Regions from separate parts of the Homo sapiens genome. Here region 2 is linked to region 1. A link is a loop called in an ENCODE intact Hi-C map of the cell type or tissue named here. Cell type or tissue: IMR-90. All regions are shown on one strand. Each heading gives the region's core, and the rest is flanking DNA. Links, peaks and the distances in the headings are about the cores only.

Region 1 (15,348 bases), core at 4,743-12,742:
TTCCCCAGCCTCTGGTATTTACTATTCTACTTTCTTCTATGAAATTAACTTTTTTAGCTTCCATATATGAGTAAGATCATGTAGTATTTGTCTTTCTGTGCCTGGCTTATTTCACTTAACATAATGTTCTCCAGGTTCACCTATGTTGCCAAAAATGACAAGATTTCATTCTGTTTTATGGCTGAATAGTATTCCATTGTATATTTATGTACGTACGTGTGTGTGTGTGTGTGTGTGTGTGTGTATATACACACACACATATATATATATACACACACACATATATATATATATATCACATTTTCTTTATTCATCTGTAGATGCGTATTTAGGTTGATCCATATCTTGGCTATTGTAAATAGTGCTGTGGTAAACACGGGTGTGGAGATGTCTCTTCAACATACTGATTTCATCTTCTTTGGAGATACATCCAGTAGTGGGACTGCTAAATTATATAGTGGTTCTATTTTTAATTTTTTAAGAACCTTCATACTGTTTTTCTATAATGCTATGCTAACTTACATTCCTACAAATAGCATATAAGAGTTCCCTTTTCTCTGCATCTTTGCCAGCATTTGTTATTTTTTGTCTTTTTTATAATAGCCATTTTAACTGGGGTGAGGTGATATTGTGGTTTTGATTTGCATTTCTCTGATGATTGGTGATATTGAGCATTTTTCCATATATCTGTTGGTCATTTGTGTATCTTCTTTTGAGAAATGTCTATTCAGGTCTTTTGCTCATTTTTAAAATCAGACTGTTTTTTGTTTTTTTATTTGTTTTGCTTCTGAGTTGCTTAAATTCCTTATGTATTGTGCATATTAACCTTTTGTCAAATGTATAGTTTGCAAATACTTTCTCTCTTTATGTAGGTTGTCTCTTCATTGTATTGTGTCTTTTGCTATGCAGAAGATTTTTTGTTTGTTGTAATCCCATTTGTCCATTTTTGTTTTTGTTGCCTGTGCTTTCGAGGTCTTATCCAAAAAGTCCTCGCCCAGTCCATTTTCATGAAGCATTTTCCCTATGTTTTCTTCTAATAGTTTCATAGTTTTGAATCTTACATTTAAGTATTTAATCAATTTAGAGTTGATTTTTATATATGGTGAGAAATTGGGGTTTAGTTTCCTTCTTCTGCATATGGACATCCAAATTTCCCAGCACTATTTATTGAGGAGACCGTCCTTTCTCCAATGTGTGTACTTGGCAACTTTTGAAAATCAGTTAGCTATAAATGTATAAATTTATTTTTGGGTTCTCTATTCTGTTACAATTGATTTAGATGTCTATTTTTATGCCTGTACCATGCTGTTTTGGTTACTATCGCTTTGGTAGTGTATTTTGAAATCAGGTAGGGTGATGCCTCCAGCTCTGTTCTTTTTGCTCAGGATTGCTTTGGCTGTCTGGGGTCTTTTGTATTGCTATATGAATTTTAAGAATTTTTTTTCTATTTCTGTGAAGAATGTCATTGGTATTTTGATAAGGCTTGCATTAAATCTGTACATCACTTTGGGTAATATGGACATTTTAACAATAATCTTCCAATCCATGCACATGCGATATCCTTCCATTTATTTATTTGTGACCTCTTCAACATCTTTCATCAATGTTTTATAGTTTCCATTGTGAGGATAATTCACCTCCTTGGTTAAGTTTGTTTCTAATTTTCTTGTAGCTACTATAAATGGAATTGGTTTCTTGATTTCTTTTTCAGATAGTTTACTATTGGCATATAGAGAAACACTACTGATATTTGTAAGTTGATTTTGTATCCTGCAACTTTACTAAATTCATTTATTAGTTCCAATTTTTTTGGTGGAATCTTTAGGGTTTTCTATGTATATGATCATGCCATCCACAAACAAGGACAATTAGACTTTCTCCGTTCCAATTTGGATGCCATTTATTTCTTTCTCTTGCCTAATTGGTCTGGCTAGAATTTCCAGTACTGTGTTGAATAAAAGTGGTGAAAGTGGGCATTCTTGGCTTGTTCCAGATCTTCGAGGAAAAGCTTTCAACTTTTCATCATTCAATGTAATGTTAGCTGTGGGTTTGTCATACAGGGCCTTTATCGTGTTGAGGTATGTTCTTTCTATGACCAGTTTGTGTTTATCATGAAGGGATGTTGAATTTTATTTTTTATTTTTATTTATTTTTTTATTTATTTTTTGTTTTGTTTTGTTTTTGTTTTTGTTTTTATTGATCATTCTTGGGTGTTTCTCGCAGAGGGGGATTTGGCAGGGTCATAGGACAATAGTGGAGGGAAGGTCAGCAGATAAACAAGTGAACAAAGGTCTCTGGTTTTCCTAGGCAGAGTGTTTGTGACAGAGTCTCACTCTGTCACCAGGCTGAAGTGCAGTGGCGCAATCTCGGCTCACTGCAACCTCTGCCTCCCAGGTTCAAGTGATTCCCCTGCCTCAGCCTCCCAAGTAGCTGGGACTACAGGCGCGTGCCACCATGCCTGGCTAATTTTTTTTCTTGTGTTTTAGAAGAGACGCGGTTTCTCCATGTTGGCCAGGCTGGTCTCGAACTCCTGACCTCAGGTGATCTGCCCACCTCGGCCTCCCAAAGTGCTGGGTTTACAGGTGTGATCCACCATGCCCGGCCAGGATGTTGAATTTTACTGAATGATTTTTTAGCATCTGTTGAAATGATCATGTGGTTTTCATCCTTGATTTTGTTAATGTAATGTATTACATTGATTGATTTGTATATGTTGAACCCTCCTTGCATCCCTGGGATAAATCCCCCTTGGATTATGGTGAATGATCTTTTTAATTTGTTGTTGTTGTTGTTGTTGTTGTTGTTGTTGTTTGAGATGGAGTTTTGCTCACTCTGTCGCCCAGGCTGGAGTGCAATGGCATGATCTTAAGCTCATCACAACCTCTGCCTCCTAGGTTCAAGTGAATCTCCTGCCTCAGCCTCCTGAGTAGCAGGGATTACAGGCGCCTGCCACCATGCCCAGCTAATTTTTGTATTTTTAGTAGAGACAGGATTTCGCCGTGTTGGTCAGGCTGGTCTCAAACTCCTGACCTCAAGTGATCTGCCTGCCTTAGCCCCCCAAAGTGTTGGGATTGCAGGCGTGAGCCACTGCACCCGGCCTGGTTTGCTAGTATTTTGTTGAGGATTTTTGCATGTGTGTTCTTCAGGGATATTGACCTGTAGTTTTCTTTTTTTGTTGTTGTGTTTTTGTCTGGTTTTGGTATTAGGGTAATGCTGGCCTTATAGAATGAGTTTGAAAATATTTCTTCCTCTCCAATTTTTTGGAATAGTTTAAGTAGAACTGGTATTAGTGCCTTAAATGTTTGGTAGAATTTAGCAGTGAAGCCATCAGGCCTTAGGCTTTTCTTTGCTGGGAGACTTTTTGTTTGTTTGTTTTGAGACAGGGTCTCCCTCTGTCACCCAGGCTGAAGTACAGTGGTGTGATTATGACTCACTGCAGCCTCAGCCTCCTGGGCTCAAGTAATCCTCTGATGTCAGCCTCCTGAGTAGCTGGGACCACAGGCATGCAACACCATTCCCAGCTATTTTTTTTTTTATCTTCCCCAATTTAAATCTTTTAATTTAAAAGTAAACTTCACTGTTGAACATGCAAACTTGGGGAGGGCAGAAAGATCACACACACAAGGCTGCCATTTCACACCTGGAGGGTGGCGTGGAGGCCAGGCAGAGGTGCTCCTCACATCGCAGATGGTGCGGCCGCTGGGCAGAGGTGCGCCTCACTTCCCAGATGGTGCGGTGACGCCTAGCTAATTTTTAAATTTTTTGTAGGAATGAAGTCTTGCTATGTTGCCTAGGCTGGTCTCAAACTCCTGGCCTCAAGTGATCCTCCTGCCTCAGCATCGCAAAGTGTTGCGATTACAGGCATGAGCCACCATGCGAGGCCACCTGGGAGACTTTTTATTACTGCTTTGATATTATTGCTCATTATTGGTCTTTTCAGGTTTTCTCTTTCTTTGTGATTCAACCTTGATACATTTTATGTGTTCAGGAATTTATCCATTTCTTCTAGGTTTTCCAATTTGTTGATGTGTAGTTGTTCATAGTAGTCTCTTATCCTTTGTACTTCTCTGGTGTTAGTTGTGATGACTCCTTTTTCAACTCTGATTTAGAGGTTTTTTTATTATTTCTTTCTTTCTTTTTTGTTTTTTTGTCTTTGTTTTTCGAGGCAGGGTCTCACTGTGTTGCGAAGCTGTAGTACAGTGGCACGATAATAGCTCACTGCAACCTTGAACTCCTGGGCTTAAGTGATCCTCCTGCCTCAGCCTTCCTGAGTAGCTAGGACTCCTCGTGTGTGACACCATGCTTGGCTAATTTAAAAATTTTTTTTTGTAGAGACAGGGTCTTGCTAGGTTGCCCAGGCTAGTCTTGAACTCCTGTCCTCAAGGAATCCTCCTGCCTCAGTCTCACAAAGTGCATTGCAGGCATGAGTCACACCTGGCCGTCCTTTTTTTTTTTTTTTTTTAAAGTCTAACTAAAGGCTTGTTTAGTTTGCTTACCTTTTCAAAAAAACAGCTCTTTGTTTTGGTGATCTTTTATATTGTTTTTTAAACTATTTTATTTATTTCTGCTGTGATCTTTACTATTTCTTTCCTTCTACTTATTTTGGGTTTAGATTGTTTTTGTCTTTCTAGTTCCTTGAGATGTAATATAATATTGTTTATTTGAAGTCTCTATACCTTTTTGATGTAGGCATTTATTGCCATAAACTTCCCTCGTAGGACAGCATTTGCTGTATCACATAGGTTTTTGGTAGTTGCATTTCCACTTTCATTTGTCTCAAGGAATTTTTAAATTTTCTTTTTAATTTCTTCGTAGATCCATTGGTTGTTCATGAGCATATTGTTTAATTTCCACGTATTTGAACAGTTTCCAAAGTTCTTCCTGTATTGATTTCTAGTTTTATTGCATGTGGTCAGAAAAGATATTTGACGTAATTTCAGTTTTAAAAAAAATTGTTAAGACTTCTTTTATGGCCTAACGTATGGTCTATTCTGGAGATTGTTCCATATGTTGTTGAGAAGAACATATATTCTGTAGCAGTTGGGTGCAATCTTCTGTAAATGTTTGTTAGGTCCATTAGGTCTAAAGCACAGTTAACTCTGATGTTTCTTTGTTGATTTCTGTCTGGATGATTTGTCCATTGCTGAAAGCTGGGTGTTTAAGTCCTCTACTATTATTATTTTGCAGTTGATCTCTCCTTTTAGGTTTGTTAATATTTGCATTATATATTTAGGTGCTCCAGTGTTGGGTGTGTATATACCTACAACTTTTATATCCTCCTGCTGTATTAACCCCTTTATCGTCATCATCATTATTATTTCTGAGACAGAGTTTCACTCTGTTGGTCAGGCTAGAGTGTGGTGGCACAATCCCAGCTCACTACAACCTCCGCCTCCCAGGTTCAAGCGATTCTCCTGCCTCAGCCTCCCAAGTAGCTGGGATTACAGGCGCCCACCACCATGCCCGGCTAATTTTTGTATTTTTAGTAGAGACAGGATTTCACCATGTTGGCCAGGCTGGTCTCAAACTCCTAACCTCAAGTGATCCGCCCACCTTGGCCTCCCAAAGTGCTGGGATTACAGGCGTGAGCTACTGTGCCTGGCCTCCTTTATCATTATTTTTTATTGGTTTTAATTAAAGTCCTTTTTTTTTTTTTTGAGATGGAGTTTCGCTCTTGTTGCCCAGGCTAGAGTACAATGGCGCGATCTTGGCTCACTGCAACCTCTGCCTTCCAGGTTCAAGTGATTCTCCTGCCTCAGCCTCCCAAGTAGCTGGGATTACAGGCATGCACCACCACACCCAGCTAATTTTATATTTTTAGTAGAGACAGGGTTTCTCCATGTTGGTCAGGCTGGTCTCGAACTCCCGACCTCAGGTGATCCACCTGCCTCAGCCTCCCAAAGTGCTGGGATTACAGACGTGAGCCATTGCACCTGGCCTTAAAGTCCATTTTATCTGATATAAGTATAGCTAATGCTCTTCTTGTTTGGATGATGGAAAAGATGGAACATTCTTCTCCATCCCTTCACTTTCATTCTATGCATATCTTTTTTTTTTTTTTTTTTTTTTTTTGAGACAAAGTCTCACTCTCTCACCCAGGCTGGAGTGCAATGGCGCGATCTTGGCTCACTGCAAACTCTGCCTCCTGGGTTCAAATGATTCTCGTGCCTCAGCCTCCCAAGTAGCTGGGATTACAGGTACACGCCACCAAGCCCAGCTAATTTTTTTGTATTTTTTGGTAGAAACAGAATTTCACCATGTTGGCCAGGCCAGTCTCAAACTCCTGACCTCAAGTGATCTGCCTGCCTTGGCCTCCCACAGTGCTAGGATTACAGGTGTGAGCTACCGTGTCCAGCCTATGCATATCTTTTTTTTTTTTTTTTTTTTTGAGACGGAGTCTCGCTCTGTCACCCAGGCTGGAGTGCAGTGGCGGGATCTCGGCTCACTGCAAGCTCCGTCTCCCGGGTTCACGCCATTCTCCTGCCTCAGCCTCCCAAGTAGCTGGGACTACAGGCGCCCGCCACTACGCCCGGCTAATTTTTTGTATTTTTAGTAGAGACGGGGTTTCACCGTTTTAGCCGGGATGGTCTCGATCTCCTGACCTCGTGATCCGCCCGCCTCGGCCTCCCAAAGTGCTGGGATTACAGGCGTGAGCCACCGCGCCCGGCCGCATATCTTTTTAAAATTAAAAAAAATTTTTTTTTTTTTTTTGAGATGGAGCCTCACTCCGTCACCTGGGCTGGAGTGCAGTGGTATGATCTCAGCTCACTGCAACCTCTGCCTCCCAGGTTCCAGCGATTCTCGTGCCTCAGCCTCCTGAGTAGCTGGGATTACAGGTGTCTGCCACCACACCCAGCTAATTTTTGCAGGTTTTGTAGAGACAGGGTTTCACCATGTTGGCCAGGCTTGTCTTGGACTCCTGACCTCTGGTGATCCGCCTGCCTCGGTCTCCAGAAGTGTTGGGATTACAGGCATGAGCCACTGTGCCCGGCACATTGTGTGCGTATCTTTATAGGTGAAGTGAGTTTCTTATAGGTAGCATATAGTTGGGTCTTTTAAAAAATCCATTCAGCCACTCTATGTCTTTTAATTGGAGAATTTAGTCCATTTATATTCAAAGTTATGACTTACAGGTAAGACTTATTACTGCCATTTTGTTAGTTCTTCTGGTTGTTTTGTAACTCCTTTCTTCCTTTCTTACTGCTTTCCTTTGTGGGTAAGTGATTTTCTTTGGTAGTTTATTTTAATTCCTTGCTTTTTATTTTTAGTGTATCAGTTATGGGTTTTGTCTATGATTACCACAAGGCCTACAAAAAACATCTTACAGTTATAATTTATTTTAAACTGATGACAACTTGACTTTGATTGCAAAGAAAAGAAAAGAAACAAACAAACAAGAAACCCTTAAACTCTATACTAACTCCATCCCCCTTCACACTTTGACTTCTGGATGTTATCAATTTACATCTTTTTATATTGCCTATCTTTTAACAAACTGTTGTAGTTATTAATCTTTCTTCTTTTTGTATTTATTATTTTTAATAGTTTTGTCTTAGGCTTTACACTAAAGATATCAGTGGTTTATATATCACAATTACAGTATTAGGGTATTCTGAATGTCTCTGTATGCTTACTTTTATCAACGATTTTTATACTTTCAGATGTTTTCTTGTTGCACATTTAACATTTCTAGTAAAACAGGTCTGGTGGTGATGAATTCTCTCAGCTTTTGTTTGGGAAAATCTTTATCTCTCCTTCATGTTTGAAGGATAGCTTTGCTAGGTACAGTATTCTTGATTGGCAATTTTTTTTTCCTTCAACACTCAGAATACATCATCCCACTCTCTCTTGCCTGTAAGGTTTCTGCTGAGAAGTCTGCTGCCAGATGTACTGGAGCTCCTTTGTGTGTTATTTGCTTCTTTTCTGTTGCTGCTTTTAGGATTCTTTCTTTGTTCTTGATCTTTAAGAGTTTGATTATTGCATGCTTTGAGGTAGTCTCATTTGGGATCTGCTTGGTGATCTCTGACCTTCTTGTACCTGAATATTTGTATCTTTCTCTAGGTTTAGAAAGTGTTCTGTTACTGTTTATTTCAATAAGTTTTCTACCCCTTTTTCTTTATTCCTTCTTTAAGGCCATTGAGTCTTATATTTGCTCTTTGTAATTCTGTCCCATAGATCTTATAGGCATTCTTTGTTCCTTTTAGTTCTTTTTTTCTCCTCTGACTATTTCCTTTTTTCTTTTTCTTTCTTTCTACCTTTTTTTTTTTTTTTTTTTTTGAGACAGGTTCTCACTCTGTTACCCAGGCTGGAGTGCAGTGGCCTGATCTCAATTCGCTGCAACTTCCACCTCCCAGGTTCAAGTGATTCTCATGTCTCAGCCTGCCAAGTAGCTGGGATCATGCCTGGCTAATTTTTTGTATTTTTAGTAGAGATGCAGTTTCTCCATGTTGGCCAGACTGGCCTCAAACTCCTGGGCTCATGTGATCTGCCTGCCTCGGCCTCCCAAGTGCTGGGATTACAGGCATGAGCCACTGCGCCCAGATGAATGTTCTTGATATTAGTGGACATTTGTCGATATCTGGGCATTAGAGAGTTAGGTATTTATTCTAGTCTTTGCAGTCTGGCCCTGTTTGTACCTGTCCTCCTTCAGAGGGCCTTCCAGAAATTCAAAGAGGACTGCCTGTTGAGTTCCCTAAGCCTGTGGTCACTGTAACCACTCAGCAGTAGAGGGCACCCTAAGCCCACGTACGCTGCAGCTCTTGCAGACTCCTAGTCTCCAGTCCTAATGAACTTGAGGAAGATCAGGGAGAGTTCCCTGGGTTCTCAAGTAAAGTCCCCCTACACTCTTCCCTCTCTTTCCCCCAAGTTGAAGGAGTTCCTGTCCATGCTGCACTTCCTGGAGTTTGGGGAGGGGTGACATGGGTATTCCCATGGCTGTGGCAGCCGGTGCTATGCTGGATCACACCCTAAGCCCACAGCATCACAGAGCAGCACAGTACCAGGTCTTGCCTAAGACCCTCTGTCACTACTGTCAGACTGCCACTGATACTTATTCAGGCCTGAGATCACTTTAGTCAGACAGTGGTGAAGCTGGCTGGGACTTGGGTCCTTCCTGCTGGGGTGGCAGATTGCTTTCTAGCCCAGGGTAGGTATAGAAGCACCATCCAGGAGCACTAGAGTGGAATCAGGGGCTTTGGTGTTCTGCCAGGTGCTGTGTTTTAATGTGGTGGGGCTGGTACTAGGTTCCTAGACAGAGTCCCCTGCACTCTTTCGTCTCTTTTTTTTTGAGATGGAGTCTTGCTCTGTCGCCCAGGCTAGAGTGCAGTGGCACAGTCTTGGCTCACTGAAACCTCTGTCTCCCAGGTTCAAGCGATTCTCCTGCCTCAGCCTCCCAAGTAGCTGGGACTACAGGCGTGTGCCACCACACCTGGCTAATTTTTGCATTTTTAGTAGAGACAGAGTTTCACCATCTTGGTCAGGCTAGTCTCCAACTCCTGACCTCATGATCCGCCCTCCTCGGCCTCCCAAAGTGCTGGGATTACAGGCATGAGCCACTGTGCCTGGTCTTCTCTCTCTTTTACACAGTAGTCTCTTACCACACTTTACTGTGTAGAGCTGGGACAGGGATGACGTGGCACTCAGATAGCTACTGCAACTGGTATTGTGTTGGGTCGCACCCCAAGCCTACAGCCTCCCACAGCAGTACAGTGTTAGGGCTCACCCAAGAACCACTGTTGCTCTGGCCTGCCTGCCACGGAAATTTATTCAGGACCTGAGGCCACTTTAGTCAGCCCACAGTGGATCAGGCCAAGACTCAGTTTCTTCCCACTGTGGCAGTGGATTATCTTCTGGCCCAGGGCAGATCTGAATGCCCCTTCCATGGGCACTGGCATGGAATCAAGGGCCACAGGATTCTGCCCCTTGCTGTATTTTGCTGCGATGGCACCAGTACTAAGTTCAAATGCAAAATCTCCCCCATACTTCCCTTTGCCTCTCTTAAGTGTACAGATTTTCTCTATGCTGCATTGCGTGGGGTTGGGGGTAGGGTGCTCTGGGCAATGTGAGACTGTCCTTTCTACCCTCTTCAATGTGTCTTTTCTTGTTATGCTAAATCCAGGCACTGTGATTCATCACCTGATTTCTTCAGCTCTTGTGAAGGTGTTTTCTTGAATGGATAGTTGATGTTCCTGTGGGGGGAGAATCACTAGAGGATTCAAAACTGCCGTCTTGCTCTGCCTCTGCCCCATTTTAACCTTTTTTTTTTTTTTTTTTTGAGATGGAGTTTCACTCTTGTCGCCCAGGCTGGAGTGCAGTGGCGCGATTTTGGCTCACTGCAACCTCTGCCTCCTGGGTTCAAGCGATTCTTCTGCCTCAGCCTCCAAGTAGCTGGTATTACAGGCGCCTGCCACCATACCTGGCTAATTTTTTTGTATTTTTAATAGAGACAGGGTTTTGCCATGTTGGGCAGGCTGGTATCGAACTCCTGACCTCGGGTGATCTGCCCACCTTGGCCTCCCGAAGTGCTGGGATTACAGGTGTGAGCCACCACTCCCAGCCCCATTTTAACCATTTTTAAGTGCACAGTTCAGTAGTATATTCACATTGTTTGAAACAGATCTCTAGAACATTTTTATCTTGCAAATCTGAAACTCTATATTCATTAAATACAACTTTCCTTTTCCTCCTTCCCCTGGCTCCTAGTAACCACCATTCTACTTTCTGTTTCTATGCATTTAACTATTCCAGGTACCTCATATAAGTGGAATCATGCAGCATTTGTATTTTTGTGACTATATTATGTTCTCAAGGTTCATTCATGTTGTAGCACGTGACAGGATTTCCTTTCTAAGGCTGAATAATATTCCTTTGTACGTGCATATGACATTTTGTTTATTCATTTCTTAATAGACATTTAGGTTGCTTCCATCCCTTGACTATTGTGAATAGTGCCACTGTGAACTTGGGGGTGGAAATATCTGTTTTGTTTTTCCTTTTAAGAGATGAGGCCTCACAATGTTGCTCAGGCTAGACTCAAAACTCCTGGACTCAAATAATCTTCCTTTCTCAGCCTCCCAAGTACTGGGACTACAGGCGTGTGCCACCGCGCCTGGCTCCAACTATCTCTTTGAGACCCTGATTTCATTTGCATGTATCCAGTAATGGATTGCTGGATCATATGGTTAATCCAATTTTTAATTTTTTTAGGAAACTCTGTACTGTTTTTCATAGCTGCTATACTATTTTATAATCCCACCAACATTGCAAAATAGTTTTAATTTCTCCACATCCCCATCAACATTTATTATTTCCTGGATTTTTTTAAGGAAGGCTTCTGTAAGTAGCCATCTCAGTGAGCATGAGCTGATAGATACCTCATTATAGGTTTGATTTTTTTTTACATTTCTCTGATAATTAGTGATGTTTAGTATCATTTGTATACTCATTGGCTGTTTGTATATCATCTTTGGAAAATGTATATTCAAGTCTTTTGCCCATTTTTCAATTGGTTTGTTTGATTTTTTGGTGTTGTTCAGTTGTAGGAGTTTTTAAAACATATTCTGAATATTAACCCCTTAGCGAATATGATTTACAAATATTTTCTCCCATTCTGTGAGTTGCCTTTTATGCTATTTTGTCCTTTGATGAGCAGACACTTTTAAGTTTGATGTAGTCCCATCTGTCTATTTTGCTGTTTTTTCTTTTCCTTGTGCTTTGTGTGTCATATCCAGGAAAGCATTGCCAAGTCCAGTGTCGTGAAGTTATCTCTCTCTGTTTTCTTCTAGGATTGTTATAGTCTTAAGTCTTACATTTAGGTCTTTAATCCTAAAGACCTAAGTTAGTTAGTTTGAGTTAGTTTTCATATATGGTGTAAGCGTTTAACTTCATTCTTTTGCATGTGGATATCCAGTTTTCCCAATACCATTTGTTAAATAGAGAGATTGTCCTTTCCCCAGTGAGTGGGCTTGGCACCCTTGTTGAAGGTCATTTAATAATATATGTGATATTTAGTCTATTGAATATTCATTGATATATTTGGCTGAATTTATGCCAGTAGCACACTGTTTTGATTACTGTAGCTTTGTAGTATGTTTTGAAATCAAGAAGTGTGAGTCCTCTAACTTTGTTCTTTTTCAAAATTGTTTTGGCTATTTGGGTTCCCTTGAGATTCCATACGAATTTTAGTATGAATTTTTCTATTTCTTTAAAAAAAATTCACTGAGATTTTGAAAGGCATTGTATTGAACTGTAGATTGCTTTGGGTAGTATAGACATCTTAACAATATTTCCAGTCCATGAACATGGAATGTGTTCTACTTATTAGTGTCATCTTTAATTTCTTTCAGTACTGTTTTGTAATTTTCAGTGTAAAAGTCTTTTGCCTCATTCGTTAGATTTATTCCTATTTTATTCTCTTTGATGCTATTGTAAATGAAATCTTTACTTTTAAGTTTTAATCTCACAAACAGTGCACAAATACATTCTCCTTGTAAGAACTGCTAAGGCCAGAATTCCCTTTGACTACTACCTCCCCATACTGTTCCCTTTATGTCTTCCCCAGACGTAACCACATGTTTTTTCTACATCATCTTAGTAATGGCACAGTCACTCGAATAAGCAGATAACCTTTTCAGATAATACTCCGGAGGGAAAAGTTTCTCTTATATAAGTTTGGGTATATTTGTTAAAAATTATTCTCATTACTTTATGGTTACACGTACTAGACTACTGAACTAATATAACAAGAGAAACTAAAAAGAAAGTTAAAGGATAGATACCTCTGATTATGATTTAAGAACAGTATATTCAAAGGTTCAGAGACAAGATGCTTTCCTGAGTGTATACAAAGGAAGAGATGCTTGAGACTGAGGGATGGGGTTGGTTGGTAGGGGATGGGTTGAGGCAGAGGGCTCGAGAGCAGGCAAGTTGATTAACGGGTCATATATAGAGTAGTTAACACATCCACATATCCTTGCCTCCTTCTGAAGAGCGTTGGTAGGTAGAAATTGGATGTTTCTCCTTTAAAAAAAATGAAAGACAGGGGTGGGACTTAGAAATCTCTGTTTCAGCAGTCGTCAAGTTGGGGAACTAAGAATGAAAGGACTGATCAGATGCAGTGGCTCACACCTGTAATCCCAGAACTTTGGGAGACCAAGGCAGGTGGATCACAGGGTCAGGAGTTCGAGACCAGCCTGGCCAATATGGTGAAACCCTGTCTCTACTAAAAAATACAAAAATTACACTTTGGGAGGCCAAGGCAGGCAGATCACGAGGTCAGGAGGTTGAGACCATCCTGGCTAACACAGTGAAACCCCGTCTCTACTAAAAATACAAAAAATTAGCCGGGCGTGGTGGTGGGCGCCTGTAGTCCCAGATACTCGGGAACTGAGGCAGGAGAATGGCATGAACCTGGGAGGCAGAGCTTGCAGTGAGCCGAGATCACTGCCACTGCACTCTAGCCTGGGCAACAGAGCGAAACTCTGTCTCAAAAAAAAAAAAATGCAAAAATTAGCTGGGTGTGGTGCTGCATGCCTGTAGTCCCAGCTCCTCAGGAGGTTGAGGCAGGAGAATCACTTGAATCTGGGAGGTGGAGGTTGCAGTGAGCAGAGATGGCACCACTGCACTCCAGCCTGGGCAACAGAGACTACATCTCAAACAAAAACAAACAAACAAAAAAGAATTAAAGGACTAACTAAGTCTAGCCCATCTCTTCCACTTATGAGACAAACTCTACTTGGTTTGTCTCAGATATGCAAGGCTTATTTTTCAAATGTTAATGTTATTCACCATATTAACAATATAAACGAGAAAAACTATGACCATTTAATAGATGCAGGGAAAGCATTGGACAAAATTTTGCACTATTTTATAGTAAAAACTCTCAACAAACTAGGAATGGCAGAAAATTCCTCAAACCAATAAAAGAGTATCTATAAAGTGTGTACAGTAAAGATCATAATGGTGAAAAGCTAAACCATTTACCCCCCAGAGACTGGGAACAAGGCAAGGATGGCCACTTTCCCTACTTATCTTCAACACTGTACTGGAGGACCTCACCCTTGAAATAAGGTGAAAAGTTATATACATCCTGTATGTTTACAACTCTTTGACTTTGATCACATAGCCACAGCCAATTAATTTTAGGGTAGTTTTGGAAAAGAAATCTTTGGCTAGGTGACCATGTACCCACCTAAGCATTCCACCACCATGGAAGAAGAGGTAAATGACTTCTGGGGGACAGCCTCTGCCAAATCCACTGCTTTGACTACCCAATTATCAGAGCACAGCCATGTTAGTATACACAGAACATGCTCACATTCTCCCCAAGAGAGACAATGCCAAAGACCCATACAATTATGGCATCCTGCTTAAAGTCAGGATCTCTTGAGTATTATGAAATTCTTTTCTGTTAGATGGCTCTTCTTTGTCTCGTAACATAAAAAACAAGTTATCCATCCTCCCCCCTCACTCACACATACCCAAATTAGAGTATTAGAATAGGATATGTAACAAGTAAAACTTTCACTCAAAAAAGAGAAAAATAGGAAACATACAACAGTCGCTGTTTCACAGCATTTATCAAATCCTGCTGGATGGAAACTGCAAAGATTTTCTGCCTTGACAGTAGGATAAATTCCTTGGTTAGCCCATCAGTGAAGCCCTGCTTTTGCTTTCTGGGAGTATTTTTCTATTTGTTGTCTCCATCACCTCTGGCGTTCCCTTCCAAGAGGGCTCTTCCTGGTTCACTATCCTTCATGGACTCATCTGAAGTGGTCCTCAGGGATATGCTTTTTTTTTGGAATGATCAAGTTTTTGTTGCCTACTTCTTTTCAAAGCCAACTTTTGTATTTGTTAATTTTTTCCATTGTCTGTTTTCTATTTCATTGATTTCTACTCTTATCTATATTATTTCCTTTCTCGTATCACTTTGGGTTTACTTTCTTCTTCCTTTTCTGATTTTTTAAGGTGGAACTTCAGGTCACTGATTTTAGATCTTCTTTTCTAAGATTAACATTTAAAACTATACATTTCCCTTTAAACATCGCTTCAGCTGCATCCAGCAAAGTTTGGTGTTGTATTTCCATTATCACTCAGTTAAAAATATTTTCTTTTTCCTTGTGATTTTGTCTTTGATTCATGCATTTTTAGATTTATTCCCAGATATTTAAATAAATTTATATTTATTTCCAGATATTTGAGGTTTTCCTAGTTACTTTATTGTTATCGATTTCTAATTTAATTGTGTTGTGGTCAGAGAATACATTTTGTATAATTTTGATCCTTTATATTTATTGAGACTTGTTTCATGGCCCAGTGTATGGTCTATCTTGGTGAATATACCATTTGCAC
Region 2 (15,348 bases), core at 3,023-11,022, 330 kb after region 1:
GACAATACCAAGTGCTTACTAGGATGAGAAGCAACTAGAACTCTGACATTGCTGGTGGGATTACAAAATGATATTGCCACTCTGGAAAACAGTTTGGCAGTCTTATAAAGTTAAATACACTTTATAATATGACAACAATTCTTAGGTATTTACCCTAGAAAACTTAAAAGCTTATATTCGCACCAAAACCTGTAAATAAATAGTTGTAATGGCTCCATTTATAATTTCCAAAACAACAATAAACAACTGGAAACAACCCCATGTCCTTCAGTGGTAAATAGATAAACCTAACATTCCTCAGTGAGAAAAAGCAATGAACTGTTGATACATGCAACCACTTAGATGAATCTCAAAGGCATTATTGAATGAAAGAAGTTAGTCCTAAAATGTTACATGCTGTATGATTCCATTGATATGACATTCTCAAAAAGACAAGCCTATAGTGATAGAGAACAGATGTGTGGTTGCCAAGACTTAGGGATGGGAAGGACAGTGTGATTACAAAGGGGTAGCATGAGGGAGTTTTCGGAGGTAATGAAACTCTTCTGTATCTTGTGGTGCTTACCTAAATCAACGTGTGTTAAAATTCATAAAACTGTGACCAGTCACGGTAGCTTACATCTGTAATCCTAGCACTTTGGGAGGCCAAGGCAGGAGGATTGCTGGAGTCCAGGAGTTTGAGACCAGCCTGGACAACATACTGAGACCCTGTCTCTACCAAAATTTAAAAAACTGTTTTCATTAGCCAGGTGTGGTGGCAGCCTCCCAGTGACTTGGGAGGCTGAGGTGGGATGATCGCTTGAGCCTGGGAGGTCAAGGCTGCAGTGAGCTGTGATCATTCTACTGCACTCCAGTGACAGAGCAAGACCTCATCTCAAAAAAAAAAAATTATAAAATTGTCTACAAAGTCAACTTTACTGAATGTTAATTCAAAATTAAAATGAAAACATAAAGCTGTAAAGGCAAAGATATTTTCAGATATGCCAGGTTTTAAAAATTTACCTCCCACACACCCTTTCTCCAAAAGCTACTGAAAGATGTGCTTTTGTGACGGCATGATGAAGAGAATAAAGAAGGAAAACACGGGATCCAGACGTGAGAATCAACACAAAAGGAAAATGATGGAAACTTCTTAGGCAGTGGTGAAGAGAAGTGCCAGGAAGATAACTGCTTCCAGGAAGACAATGTGTTTAAGAAGTAACCTGTCCAGTTTGTGGTAGGATGATGTACTGCTCCCAGAGGACTGATATCAAGAGAAAAGCAGAATTGATAGATCATTTGGGGTGTCTGAACAAAAATTCAAAGAAGATTTTCAGTTCTGGTGGAAAATTTCAGAATGAACTAGTGTATAGAAAACAACACAAACAAAAAAAGAGGCAATTATTAACTTCAGGAAGTAAAAAAGTTGGAATGTAATTATAGTACAGTTTATGACTCAACTATCAATATTAATTGCATTACCTTGATAATATAAACGCCGAACCAATGGCATACCAAAGATGGATGGTGAGAGCGGTCTGCCTCAAGCGCTGGCAATAAGAAGTGCATTACTGAGGGTAACTTTAAAACTATCACAAAACTAGAAGTCAGTGTGGTTTTCATTGTCACTGTGCACTAGCAATTCTAAATAGTGTCAATTATAAAATTCTTCTTTCCCCCCACTGAAAATTTTTTGTTTGTCTAATTTATAATTTATAAATAATTTCTGAAATTACTGTTGAGCTTTAACATTATATTTGCAAGCTTCAAATGAACACATTCTTATTATTTATCCTTTAATAAACATTTTATGTTTTACATGAAAGCTAATTGAGCAACTCCCAGTTGTACATTCCATCTTCAACACACACAGATTCAGCTACAGGCAATTGTTTGAGAGTAAACTTATAATAGTTCAGAATCATTGTTCAGGTTCATTTCTAGTGCAGTTTATGTCTCTACCCCTGTGGTACCACACATTCCTGCTTTTAAACAGTAGATTAAAAATAATTCAAGCACAGTATTGTAACGACAAAGAAACAGAACTTGAGTTACTTCATCTTGTCATTCTGTGCAAATCACTTGGAGTTTAAAAATAATGAAACAGTGCAAACAAAAAGGTACAATATAATATTTTTGGTTGGTAAATGCCAGTTTTTGTTCATATATGATATGCTTTACTTAATTTAAATAATTTTAAAAAAATTTTTTTGAGACGGAGTTTCGCTCTTGTTGCCCAGGCTGGAGTGCAATGGTGCCATCTCAGCTCACTGCAACCTCCGCCTCCCGGGTTCAAGCAACTCTCCTGCTTCGGCCTCCTGAGTAGCTGGAACCCGCTACCACAGGCACCCGCTACCACACCCAGCTGATTTTTGTATTTTTAGTAGAGATAGGATTTCGCCATGTTGGTCAGGCTGGTCTCGAATCCCTGACCTCAGGTGATCCACCTGCCTCGGCCTCCTAAAGTGCTGGAGGGGTGAGCCACTGTGCCTGGCCTAAAATTTATTCTTTTTTTTTAATTATTAGGTTTTTTTGTTTGTTTTTTTTTGTTTGGTTTGAGACGGAGTCTCGCTCTGGGAGTGCAGTGGTGGGATCTCGGCTCACTGCAACCTCCGCCTCCCGGGTTCACGCCATTCTCCTGCCTCAGCCTCCCGAGTAGCTGGGACTACAGGCGCCCGCCACCATGCCCAGCTAATTTTTTTATATTTTTAGTAGAGACGGGGTTTTACCACGTTAGCCAGGGTGATCTCTATCTCCTGACCTCATGATCCACCGGCCTCGGCCTCCCAAAGTGCTGAGATTACAAGCGTGAGCCACCGCGCCCGGCCATTAATTATTAGTTTTTAAAACTAAAGAATGAATCCAGAAAAATGTAATGTATAATTAGTGTTATTATTAGTACTTTCCTAAATGGTACCCTTTGGAGACATTTGTTTTATTTTTAAAGATCACTTAATAGTTATTGAACAATTACTAACCTAAAATATTAATATATCAGATTGTAACTAAAGACAAAAATTCTGTTACATAGATATAAGAATTCTTTGATAAATAGTTGTGCTTTTTGTCCTGCAGGAGCTTGGAAGAACTTGCGGTCATTTGTAATATTGTTGTGAAACCAGCAACTGATTCAGTTTGTAATTACTCTGAATTTTATAAAGAAACTTGAAGTGAGGTACCCATACTAACATGAAACAATATTAATCCAGTGGACTTCAGTAAGGAAAAAATGTAAAAAAGCAATGTATGGCTCTATCTTGAAATGTATAATACCTTCAACATTACATAAAGTTACTGAAAAAGCTAAAAAATTACAAGCTGGTGCATCCAAGGCACCTACACTAAAAAAGACGCAATATTAGGATGATTGCTTTTCCTTTTTTAGTACTGCAATATTCATTTTTTATTTTTTACTGTTATTAGTTATATGAAGTTCAATAAAAAAGGTTCACTGTTTCTTTTCCTTACTATTACATATTTGTTTTATTTCATGATTATTATATTTTTATCACCTCCTAGGTGATAAAAAATGATCCAGTACAGCTGTCACATATGTTGGCAGGCCTCTGCACTGGATCTTGATTTAATGAAAAGTGGTGATAATTATATGTGGAGGATGAGAGGATGCTGAGTGTATGTATATGTGTGTTAGGAGAGGTCTAGTAAATCATCGAAAAGCTCAGCTGCCATAGCAAGAAGTCACTGTTTGGGGGCTGTGAACATGACAACAAAGGAGATCGTTGTAAAAGGTAGGGATTACTCCCTCAGAGCTGTGAGGTTTGGATAAGTGAAAATAGGGAGCAGAGAAATGCAATTTTTCATTTAGGGCCAAGTGGTAAAACTTGACTTTTTAAACTATGTGCATGTCTTACTTTGAAAAGATGTCATTACAAAGCCAAAAGGACTTAAAAATGAAGAAGAGCCGGATGCGGTGGCTCACGCCTGTAATCCCAGCACTTTGGGAGGCCGAGGTGGGTGAATCACCTGAGGCCAGGAGTTCGAGACCAGCCTGACCAACATGGAGAAACCCCATCTCTACTAAAAAAAAAACACAAAATTAGCCAGGCTTGGTGGTGCATGTCTGTAATCCCAGCTACTTGGGAGGCTGAGGCAGGAGAATCGCTTGAACCTGGGAGATGGAGGTTGCAGTGAGCTGAGATTGCGCCATTGCACTCCAGCGTGGACAACAAGAGCGAAACTCTTGTCTCAAAAAAAAAAAAAAAATGAAGACAGTGCAAAAAGATTGGGAAGTCAGCTTTACACACTAATTATAAATGCTAGGAATTACAATTACAAAACAGAATATAAATAATATAAATCCCAACAAGAGAAAAATCAACATAAGCAACAAAATTGGGAGATTGGCAAAGGGAGGAGGGAGGAAGTGTAACTGTGCTAACCATCTCACCTTTTATAGCGGGGGATCAATCAATACTGTCTGAAATCGAAATGTGTGAGGTTTGAAAAATCAATGACTCCAACCTCTTTATGATTTTATGGTTTTTATAACCACTTGTCCTTACCCTTATAAGAATCCTTTTAGTAATTAATATCTCCTGGGGTGGAAACATTATTTAAATTATAGCCATTCCTTCAGATCTACTTCAATTTATTTTTCTTCTGTTGAATTTCATTAAAATTTCAGAAGCTTAATTTGCATTTTTGATAAAATGTAGTGATTAATTTTTACAAAATCATTTTTGTCTAACCTTATGTAAAACTTTCTCTTTCTATCCATTTATTCTTCTTGTTGTTTATAAGCACAGAAAGATATTTGAAATAATGTTTACCAGTTACTGTCTTCACCCATTCTAAAATACTGATTTTTTTTTTTTCACATATAAACAACTCTGAAATCTAGTGACCACACAATGGCTGACAGCCAGGTGGCAGCCATGAAGTAGTTGTCATTGCTGACATCTTCTGGTAAGATCAAGCAAGTTCCAGCATCAAAACTCCAAGCAGTGCCTTGGAAATAAAGTCCAGAGACAATAGCTGAGCACTCGTTTTTGTTTTTTTGTTTTTTTTTGAAACGGAGTTTCGCTCTTGTTGCCCAGGCTGGAGTGCAGTGGTGTGATCTCGGCTCACTGCAACCTCTGCCTCCCGGGTTCAAGTGATTCTCCTGCCTCAGCCTCCCGAGTAGCTGGGATTACAGGCGCCCACCACCACACCTGGGTAATTTGTTGTATTTTTAGTAGAGACAGGGTTTCACAGTGTTAGCCAGGATGGTATTGATCTCCTGACCTCATGATCCGCCCGCCTTGGCCTCCCAAGGCCTAGGATTGCAGGCGTGAAGCTGAGCACTCTTTTAAGAAATGCTGCATCATTGATACTCTTGATGCACAAAGGATATTGTATTCACACACACACACACACACACACACACACACAAACACACACACACACACAACGACTGAGCCAAAAGGTGATTCAGAAGAGTTGAACGCTAAATGTGAAGGTGTTTTAGAAATATATTGGACCAATTTATTTCTTATATTTTTTGTTTATGTTTGTATATGAGTAACATGCTATAAAATATATATTTATACAAGTTTAAAACAGTTCTTTTAATAAAAACTCTAGATTATGTAAAGCATTTTGTTATGGTTTAATTGGTAGGTTTTTTTTAGTGATACAAAAAATGATTTGAAGTATAATCAAAACCTAGATTTGATGAACTATCATATTTTTTTTCTGAGGTGGAGTCTCGCTCTGTTGCCCAGGTTAGAGTGCAGTGGCACGATCTCAGCTCACTGCAACCTCTGCCTCCTGGGTTCAAGAGATTCTCCTGCCTCAGCCTCCTGAGTAGCTGGGATTACAGGCGTGCGCCACCACGCCCAGCTAATTTTTGTATTTTTAGTAAAGACAGAGTTTCTCCATGTTGGTCAGGCTGGTCTCGAACTCCTGACCTTGTGATCCGCCTGCCTCAGCCTCCCAAAATGCTGGGATTACAGGCGTGAGCCACCACGCCCGGCCTGAACTATCATATTTCAGAGTGACAGAACTGGGTGGTTTGTTTCTTCTTTAAACTTTTCCATATGGCTTAATTTTATAATGAATATGTTATGAGGAATATTACATATAGTGTATATTATCATTACATATAAAATATATACAATGTATTATATATGACATAAAATATGTAATTTATATATTATACATATTATATAATGAGTATGTAATAAATATGTAAAATTCTCCATATGGCTTAATTTTATTATGAACTCTTTGATATAATAACTAGTATTTCACTTGAGCCATCTTGATATTGCCGTCCCAATATTGTTCATAGTCACCTTTGCTTAGCCTCATGCAGAAATTTCTCCCTATTCTTCAGCTTTACAGTGTCTTGGCCGTGTTCTAGGTCTAGGGTGGTTTCCTTCATGGTGGAAGTGAATACATATTAATATTTCAAAGCCAAAGAACTCCCTGACACTCTCTTGGGGCTGTGCCTTTCTAAGAGCCTCTGTGTATTCTCTTCCCACCCGCATATCCTATATTCCTCTACCTTCTTCTTCCTTACCTGTTTCAGGATTTTTGAAAGATGCTGGACACAAGTCACCAATGTTCTTGTGCTAGAAGAAGAATTCGTGTCCTAAAGAGCAATGGTGGTGTTTCAGGACCATGGACAGTAGCACATGGCTACAGACACCTAAAAAAGCTCCCAACGCTCACCTCACCCTGCAAGTTCCTCCAGAAGGGCCCGTCAAGGCTGGCAGTGGACACCTTGCAGGTTAAATCCATGGTCTTCCTCCAAGTCGGGCTTAGAAAACTCCTCCCCACAAAATATCACATAGTAGGCACTGAATAAATTTTTGTTCAATTAATTAACAAATTTATTACAGCAAAGGGTTGCACTTATGTGCTCAATTCACCCAACAAATATTTATTTAAGCCCCTATTGTGTGACATGCATGAACCTTTCAGACAGGATGTTTTGTGACTGAGGTCCCTGTTTCATGGTGTGTAGCTGGTGTCTTATGAGTATGACAGTAGGCGCTACATAGGGCTGCTTCCTGCCTGCATCTCTGGTAGAAAGTAAAGTCTAATACAATTTTTCCTGTTTTCTTCTGTTAAAATTCTGGACCACTTGTTTGTCCATCAACACTTCTTCTTCTCTTCTGATTTCTGTCACTCTCCCTAGAGTCTAAGACATCAGAGAATGCAAATAAGGTCTTTCTCCCTCGTCTTCATTCCCAGCCCTACAGCACCATCTCAGATTTTGTACTGTGCAACCAAATCTTTCCCCACTCCTACTCCCATTTCCATCACTCTCCCTAGAGCCTAAGACATCAGAGAATGCAAATAAGGTCTTTCTTCCCCTGTCTTCATTCCCAGCCCTACGGCACCTAACGTTTCAGATTTTGTACTGTGCAACCAAATCTTTTCCCACTCCTACTCCCACTCCCATCCCTATTCCTTAAACAAGTACAAATGTCTTAAAGGAAAAACACCTGCTTTTTGTCATTGTCTCTTCTGAAGTACCTAGCATAGAGCCTGGCTTGTAGTTGTGTGTCAGTAAATAAATGACTCAATCAATAAGAATAAAAGCCCCATGAGGATGGGGACTTTTGACTGTTTTATAATATGTTAGACATTCGATAAATATATGTTCAATTAACTGATTAATAAATTAACATATTTATCTGTGATAAATATCACAGAGAAAGGTTATGCTTATCTGCTCATTAATTCCACCAGCAAATATTTATTAAGCATCTATCATGTATCATACACTAAGATATATAACAGAAAAAAATCTTCGTCCTACTGGAACTTACATTCTAGTGGGGGAAATAGAAAAGAAACAAGTAAATACACAGAAAAACAGAATAATATAATTTGAGACAGTGCATAGTGATGTAAAGAAAATAAAGCAACAATGAACAGTGGTGGTTATTTCGGGTCACATGGTCAGGAAAGGCCTTTCTGAAGGATGGCATCTGGGCAGAGACTTGAATGTGGTGAAGGAAAGGCAAGGATCAGGGGAAGAGGGTCTCATGGAGAAAATCAAGTTTAAAGGCCCTGGGCTGGAATGAATGTTTGAGGAACACAAGAACCCAAGCTGTAGGGACTGAGAGTGGGGGAGGGTGATAAAAAATGAAGTCAGTGAAATCACGTTAATTATTTACATATTAATTTACAGATCAGCTCTGAACCACAAAAAACACACACACATCTCCACACACACAAAAATATAAAAGGGTAGTAGCCAGGCATGGTGGCTCGTGCCTGTAATCCCAGCACTTTGGGAAGCCAAGGTGGGTGGATCACAAGATCAGGAGTTCGAGACCACCCTGGCCAACATGGTGAAACCCCATCTCTACTAAAAATACAAAAATTAGCTGGGCGTGGTGGTGCACGGCTGTAATCCCAGCTACTCGGGAGGCTGAGGCAGGAGAATCACTGGAATCTGGGAGGCGGAGGTTGCAGTGATCCAAGTTCGTGCCACTGCACTCCAGCTTGGGTGACAGAGTGAAACTTCATCTAAAAAAAAAAAAGGTACATAGTAAAGTATCCCTCCCATCCATGTCACCCTGCCACCTAGTTCCCTTCCTGATAGGCAACTAATGTCATTGGTTTCTTGTGTGTCCTGTGCATATATAAACAAACACATACATTTATATATTAATCACCCTCTTTTATAGAAATAGTAATATACTGTACACTGTTCTATACTGTGTTCTTTCTCTTAACATATCTTGAAAATCTTCCTAAATACTTTGTTTGCAACTGTGTGTATTGTGAGGATGTCCTGTAACTTGTTTAACCAATCCCCTACTGGTGGTAATTATATTTTTAATATTTTGCTATCATGAAAAACCTACCACAAGCCTTTATACCTAAGGCTAAGGCTTTGGAGTAAGATCAACCAGGGTTCAAATTCTGGTTTTTACTTAGAAGCTAAGTGACTTTGGGATGCTATGCAGGCTCTGTTCTCTGTTTCCTCAGCTGCAAAATGAGGATCCTAATACTATCATGACAGCCTTTTGGGGAGATGTATGTGAAGTGCTCAGCACAGTACCTAGCCCAAGAGTAATATTGTCCTAACAAAATTCGCCACATACTGAGTGCTGCTGTATACTGGGCTCCAAGCTGAGAATTCACATGTTATCTCGTTTCATCTTCACAAGCCTAAAAGGTAAGGACTACTATTTCCACATTTACCAAAGAGTAACTGAGAGGTTAACCAATATGCCTCTCAAGTCCTGGAGAAACAGAAGAGGATTCAAACCCAGGGTTTGCTGACATCAGAGACCGGCTCTGAACCATTACATCCATCTGCTGGAGCTCAACAAATGTAGTTACCATCATCCTCACCATCATCATCACTGTAACCATCACCATCATCATCACCATCACTGTCACATCACCATCACCACCATCATCATCACCATCACTGTCACTGTCACCATCACCGTCATCACTATCATCATCGCCGTCACTATCACCATCATCACCATCACTATCACCAGCATCACCATCATCGGCAGCATCACCATCATCACCATCATCACTGTCACCATCACCATCATCACCATCACTGACACCATCACTATCACCATTATCACCATCATTATCACCATCACCATCACTATCACCATCATCATCATTGCCATTACTTGCTTTAGGCCCATTGATCTCTGACTTGGCCTGTGCCTGCCTTTATCTTCAGATTCCCAAGCAGTTGGTGCAAATTTTTCCAGAAACAATTTTTTTTTTTTTGCTAATTTCAGGCCATTGTTTTTTCTGACTTTGGCTGCCTGTGCATGCATGTGTGTGTGTACACACACACTCACACTCAGGCAGACCAAAGGGTCTGATCACAGACCACAGCATCTTTTGGGGATGGTCCACATGTCATCATTGTCTTGGCAACATCAATAGCTCAGGCCAGCTGAGCAAAGTGAGGTGAGTGGGGAGGGTGGTCTCAGATGGCTGTAGTCCATCTCTCCCACTCCCCACCCCACCACTGGGAATAGTAGATTGAGAAGAAAAAGAATAAAAATCAGCAGCCAGCTAGTGAGTGTCCACCACATGAAAAGAAGAGTGTTTTATATGTGTTACCTCAAATCCTCAAGATAGGTGCTCTCCAATCCCTTTTACAGACAAGGAACCTGAATCATAACAGAGCTAAGGTGAGTTGCCCAAGGCTAAAGCCAGTGCATGGCCAAGCCAAGATTCTAATCCAGGTCTGGGGAGATGGAGCATGGTTGCATTATGGGGAAACATCAGTGTTACCATCCCCAAATCCCAAGAACTAGGGTCAACTGGAGAGAGGCAGAGAGCCAAAAGTAGTCTCTGTCTTCCCAGACCCCTCCCCTTCCCTCCAGGCCTTCTCTGAGGCCGACACATGTGCCAGGAAATCCACTAAGGCTTTCTCTCCACTTCCTTCAACTTCTGAAATCCTGCCCTCTTCAAGTGTACCTTCAGGATGGGTTCGTTATGTCACTGTAACAAATGAACCCCAAATCTCATGTTGGGCATGGGAGGGCAGTTGGATCTGCTTATCTTCATCCCTTGGGAACCCAGGTTAATGAGACTTCATTCATCTTGGTGGGTAGGGGTTGTGGCAATTCAGCATGGGTTCTTACAGCTCCCACCTAGATGTGACAGACGTCACTCATCCACATTCCATTAGTCAAGGTAAGTGCGTGGTCCACCTACCTCAATGCGTGCCTGGAGGGGAAAAGAAATGTTCAGTGAGCAGCATTGGTGACTACCCCAACCAAAAGCAGTGCCCCTCACTGGCCCCTGGTCTGAGCCCCTCCACACCACTTCATGGCCTGCCCCAACTTCTCTGCTACCCCACTGGTGCATACACACTTAGCCTTTATGGGCACTCTCTCCCCTCCCCCAAGGTCACGAGGAGCAGTGGACATATCTACGGAGTCCACAGGGTGCTATTCAGCCACAGGGGTCCAGTTGCTTCGTTGCAGCACCAATCTTGGGCTAGAATAGCAGGAGGTCCCAGGAAGGCTCCCGTGCCTCTCACTGGGCTGAGAGTACCACACAAAGCCAGAGAGTCCTCCCAATCCCCTCCCAGGCCTGGGCTTTCTCAGTTGGTCAAACACAAATAAGACAGTCCGCCCTCTCAGGAAGTTGGGGCCTGAATGAAATGATCAGACATCACACACAGCCTGGAGCGCAGGTGGGTGGTGCAGGAGGCAGGAGGAGTGGGTGTGTGGAGATGGAGGGAAGGACCACCCAGGGGCCAGCCCAGGGGGACAAAGCCATGGTGCCCTTGACTCAATAACGGAGGACATTAGCATGGGTGTTCAGAAATAAAGCACAAAAGTAGGTTAGGGTGAGATCGTGGAAGGACTGGGTGCTGGGAAAATGAATTTAGTGTTTATCTAGGAAAAAAATCAGAAGCCACTGAAGGACCGAGGATGGAAGAGCACTGCCATCAAGCGTGGACCCTCAAGGGCCCACCTGGCTTCAACCCGAGGGAGGGATGGGGACAGGGAAGCCAGGGAGGTGAGGAGGCTTTTGAAACAGCCCAGGCAGGAGTAACAGAGGAGCATAGAGAGGAAGGAACTCACGACCCACTGAGGAACACGCTAGCTGGGGACATAGGTCATCAGCCCCGTGAGCTCCCCTACACAGAGACACTGACACACAGACATCTCCTTCAGTGTCCACAGGCCCCACAGGCACTGACAGGAGGGGCCCAGGGCCATGGCCTTCTGTTTGGGGTTGGGAGTGGGAGAGTGTCAGGAAGGATCTGGAGCATGGGCAGCTTCAGGGAGTGCCTCACATCAGGGACCAGGGCCAAGGATAAACAGTTGATGGTGTTGAATACAGAATCACACACACACACCACACCAGGCTCAGAGGCAGGCAGACCCTGGTCCAAATCCTGGCTTTGCTTCCTACTAGCTGTGAGATCTTATGCAAGTCTCTCAACCTCTCTGAGCCTCAGTTTTCTCTTCCGTAAATTGTCGATAATAAGATCAACCTCCTGGCTTCTTGTGAGGCTTACAAAGGAATAGGAATAGCTATGATAGGCATGGCAAAAATGGCTATGCATTCTTGCCTACCTGTACCTATGCCCCTGCAGTGGGACCTCCTAGTTCCTCCCATCAAGAGGTGAAGTCCATTTCTCAACCCCTTGGATCTGGGTGGATCATTGTCTTTGGACAAAGGGACAATAGCAAAAGTGATTCTAGAATAGACGTGAAAAGTGCTCATCACAGGGGCTTGCTCTCTTATGCTCTAGGAACCCACAAGCCCAGGCTAGCCTGCTGGAGGAGGAGAGACACATGGCCCAGTTGCTTTCTTCACTCCAGTCAACAGCCAGCAAATGCCCAGGAAACAGAGCCACCTCGCTGACATGAGGCTGACTGCAGGCCCAGGAGTGAGCCCAGCCATGGCCAGCAGAACTGCTCAGCCCAAATCACCAACCTGCCAATCGTGAGTAAATAGATGGCTGCTGTTTAAAGCTGTAAAATCAATTGATGGGCTTAGGCTTTGCCCAAGATGAAGTAACAGGAACCTGATTTATCTTCCTGCATGAAACAGCTAGAATAACCAGGCAAGAATCTGGACATTGGGTGGATCACAAAGGATGGTGATGCGAGAGATGGGAAAACCACATGAACTCCACGACAACCCCAGCTCACAGCCTAGAAAAATGTTTCCAGGCCACAGTACAGACAAAGGGAACCCAGGTGGAGCCAGGGAGCTTCTGAGTTGAGGAGACACAGCAGAGTCCCAGGAGATCAAGGTGGCCAGAGTTCTTAGGACAGAGTACTGGGGAGGAGAGAGCTGCACAGAGAGCCTCAGAGATGTGCAGAGGGTGCCCCTCAAGTATTCAGCAGTGTACTCATCAGCTCGTGCGTGTGATGAAACCACCCGAGGTCCTTCTGAAAGGAGGAGAGAACAGTGCCCAGGACTCACACAGAGCCAGAAACAGTGCCCGCTGCCTCCAGCTAGACTGGAATTGAGTAGAATATGCAGGAAGGCCATGCCTCAATAGTGGGGAATAATTGGTCCTAGACAGAACACTCCTCTGGAGGTCCCTAACAAAAGCAAGACCTAAAAGGATCAGACTGTTTCCAAATAATTGCATCCAAGAAAAGCTAACTGACGTAGAAACTAAAACATATGAGTGCTCGTGATATTCCAGCAACTTTAAGTATATGTAAGCATTTTACATATATTACTACATTTATATTACTTTATTTACAACAATGCTCTGAAAGAGCTGCTATTATTATCTCCATTGTACAAATGGTAGTCTGTACATACAGAGTACCTGGCACATAGCATGTTCAATAAATAAATGCTTTTTCCTTCAACTTGCCATCTTTGCTCCCTGTCTGCAACCATTAATAACCAAATGACTTTTCCCGAGTTCTACATCCACTACAAAGATTATGGCTTTAGGAAGGCAAAAACTTCAGCATTCAGGAGGAAAGTGGTCCCTGGAATTCTGAGAGTCCTGGATGAAGAGTCAGGAGTGAAGACTCCAGCCTGGCCCTGCCACCACCTTGCAGGGTGACCCTGAGCCAGCCTTAACTTCTCTGGGCCTGATTCGCCGCATTGCAGACGGGTGAATTCAGATTAGGTTTTCCCTAAAGCAAACTTCTCGCTCTAGAGGCCAGGATGCCTCAACCATCCTCAGGCTAAAACTCTGATAGTAGAGGATGGCAAAGTTGAGGAAAGAGTGCATTCATCTCCACTTGAATACACATGTACACACGCTCACACGCACACACGCGCGCATCCATTGCCAGCCTCTGATTGCCAGCCTCTAATTGAGCCGCTCTCTGGCCCTGTGCAGCATTACCCACTTCAGCCAGAAGATGGTGCTGCTTCTCCATGAGAGTTCAACTACATTCGTTCAAAACTTAATGGTTGAGCACCTGTGCCCAAAACGTTGCGCTGGGCAGTGTGAACACAAAGGGGATTACAATATGGATCGCTCTTTCCAGAACTTTACACTGTAGTGACAAACAACCAAAGGTACCATGAAATGAATTGGGACTTTGCTGGGACGAAACTAAACATTACTGAAAAGTGCCAGGCACGAGCTGCTTTACGACACTTCTTTTCAAGACTAGGGCTCCTTCCCCAATGTATACATATGTCAGAACATCATGGTGCACACCATAAATACATACAATATTTACTTGTCAATTAAAAAAAACATTAAAAATAAAAATAGGTAACCAGACACAGTGGCTCACGCCTGCAATCCCAGCACTTTGGGAGGCCAAGGCAGGTTGGATCACCTGAGGTCATGAGTTCGAGACCAGCCTGACAAACATGGTGAAACCCCGTCTCTATTAAAAATACAAAAATTAGCCGGGTGTGGTGGCGTGCGCCTGTAATCCCAGCTACTCAGGAGGCTGAGGCAGGATAATTTCTTGAACCCAGGTGGCAGAGGTTGCAGTGAGCTGAGATCACGCCACTGCACTCCCACCTGGGTGACAGGGCAAGACTCTGTCTCAAAGTAAAAATAAAAATAAAAAATAAAAATAGGCCAGGCGCAGTGGCTCACGCCTGTAATCCTAGCACTTTGGGAGGCCGAGGCAGGCAGATCACCTGAAGTCAGGAGTTTGAGACAAGCCTGGCCAATATGGCGAAATCTCGTCTCTACTAAAAATATAAAAATTAGCCGGGTGTGGTGGCTGGCACCTGTAATCCCAGCTACACGGGAGACTGAGGCAGGAGAATCACTCGAACCTGGGAGTCGGAGGTTGCAGCAAGCCGAGATTGCACCACTGCACTCCAGCCTGGGTGACGGGGCGAGCTCCATCTCAAAAATAAATAAATAATAAAATAATAAAATAAAATAAAAGTAAACAACAACAAAAACCCCAGGGACTCTAATTTTCAAGATGATAAAAGTACAAAGCTGGTAAATGTTTATTTGATTTCTGCTTCTCTGTGGCCTTCACAGCACAGGGCACCTGACTGATGATCAGTAAGTTTGCATTGATTGATTGATTGAATTATAACTGCAGACAGAAACCTAAAGGCTAAGTCAGAGTGGCAGGAACAAAGAGAGCCCTCAGCCCAAACGCTGCAATTCCTAGATGAAAAATGAGGCCCAGAGAGAGAAAGGAAGAAAAGCCATGTGCCTGGCCCAAGGGAGGAGCTCCCTAAACATTTGCTAAATTCATAAAGTGCTTTTGCCTATGTCATCACTTAGTCCTCGAGGTAATAGTTTTTATTCCTACTTTCCAGATGAGAAAACTGAGGCTGCCACAAGGGATCTGGCCAAGTGACAATGTGACTTCAAATTACTTTGTACCCTTCCTTCTAAGCGTAAGAGTTTACATTTTGATTGTGCTTGATAGTTTGGCAAGCACTTTCATAGACACACTTTCATTTCCTTTAATCCTCTGCTAAGGAACA

The links. A loop is a pair of places that touch in the nucleus more often than their neighbours do. Peaks named below come from ENCODE experiments on the same cell type or tissue, not always from the same donor. Only the 100,000 strongest peaks of a DNase experiment are listed, where the experiment ranks them.
Region 2: a loop joins it to region 1, with 4 times the contacts of the local background. A loop is called at or near these places in 11 of 110 quality-filtered maps.

Annotation. Positions count from the first base shown.
Region 1 is chr17:58,441,063-58,456,410 of GRCh38, reverse strand. All of the region lies in intron 5 of HSF5 (heat shock transcription factor 5), which reads left to right. Among named protein-coding and RNA genes, the nearest start is that of RNF43, 31 kb to the right of the region's middle. RefSeq lists an enhancer at 9,806-10,400. In IMR-90, for the core only: a CTCF peak has its summit at 8,729 (motif pointing right); a DNase peak (open chromatin) is centred at 8,750; H3K27me3 peaks cover 239 bases.
Region 2 is chr17:58,111,662-58,127,009 of GRCh38, reverse strand. No RefSeq gene overlaps it. Among named protein-coding and RNA genes, the nearest start is that of OR4D1, 29 kb to the left of the region's middle. RefSeq lists a silencer at 6,468-6,762. In IMR-90, for the core only: no CTCF peak of the experiment used is centred there; a DNase peak (open chromatin) is centred at 6,599; H3K27me3 peaks cover 549 bases.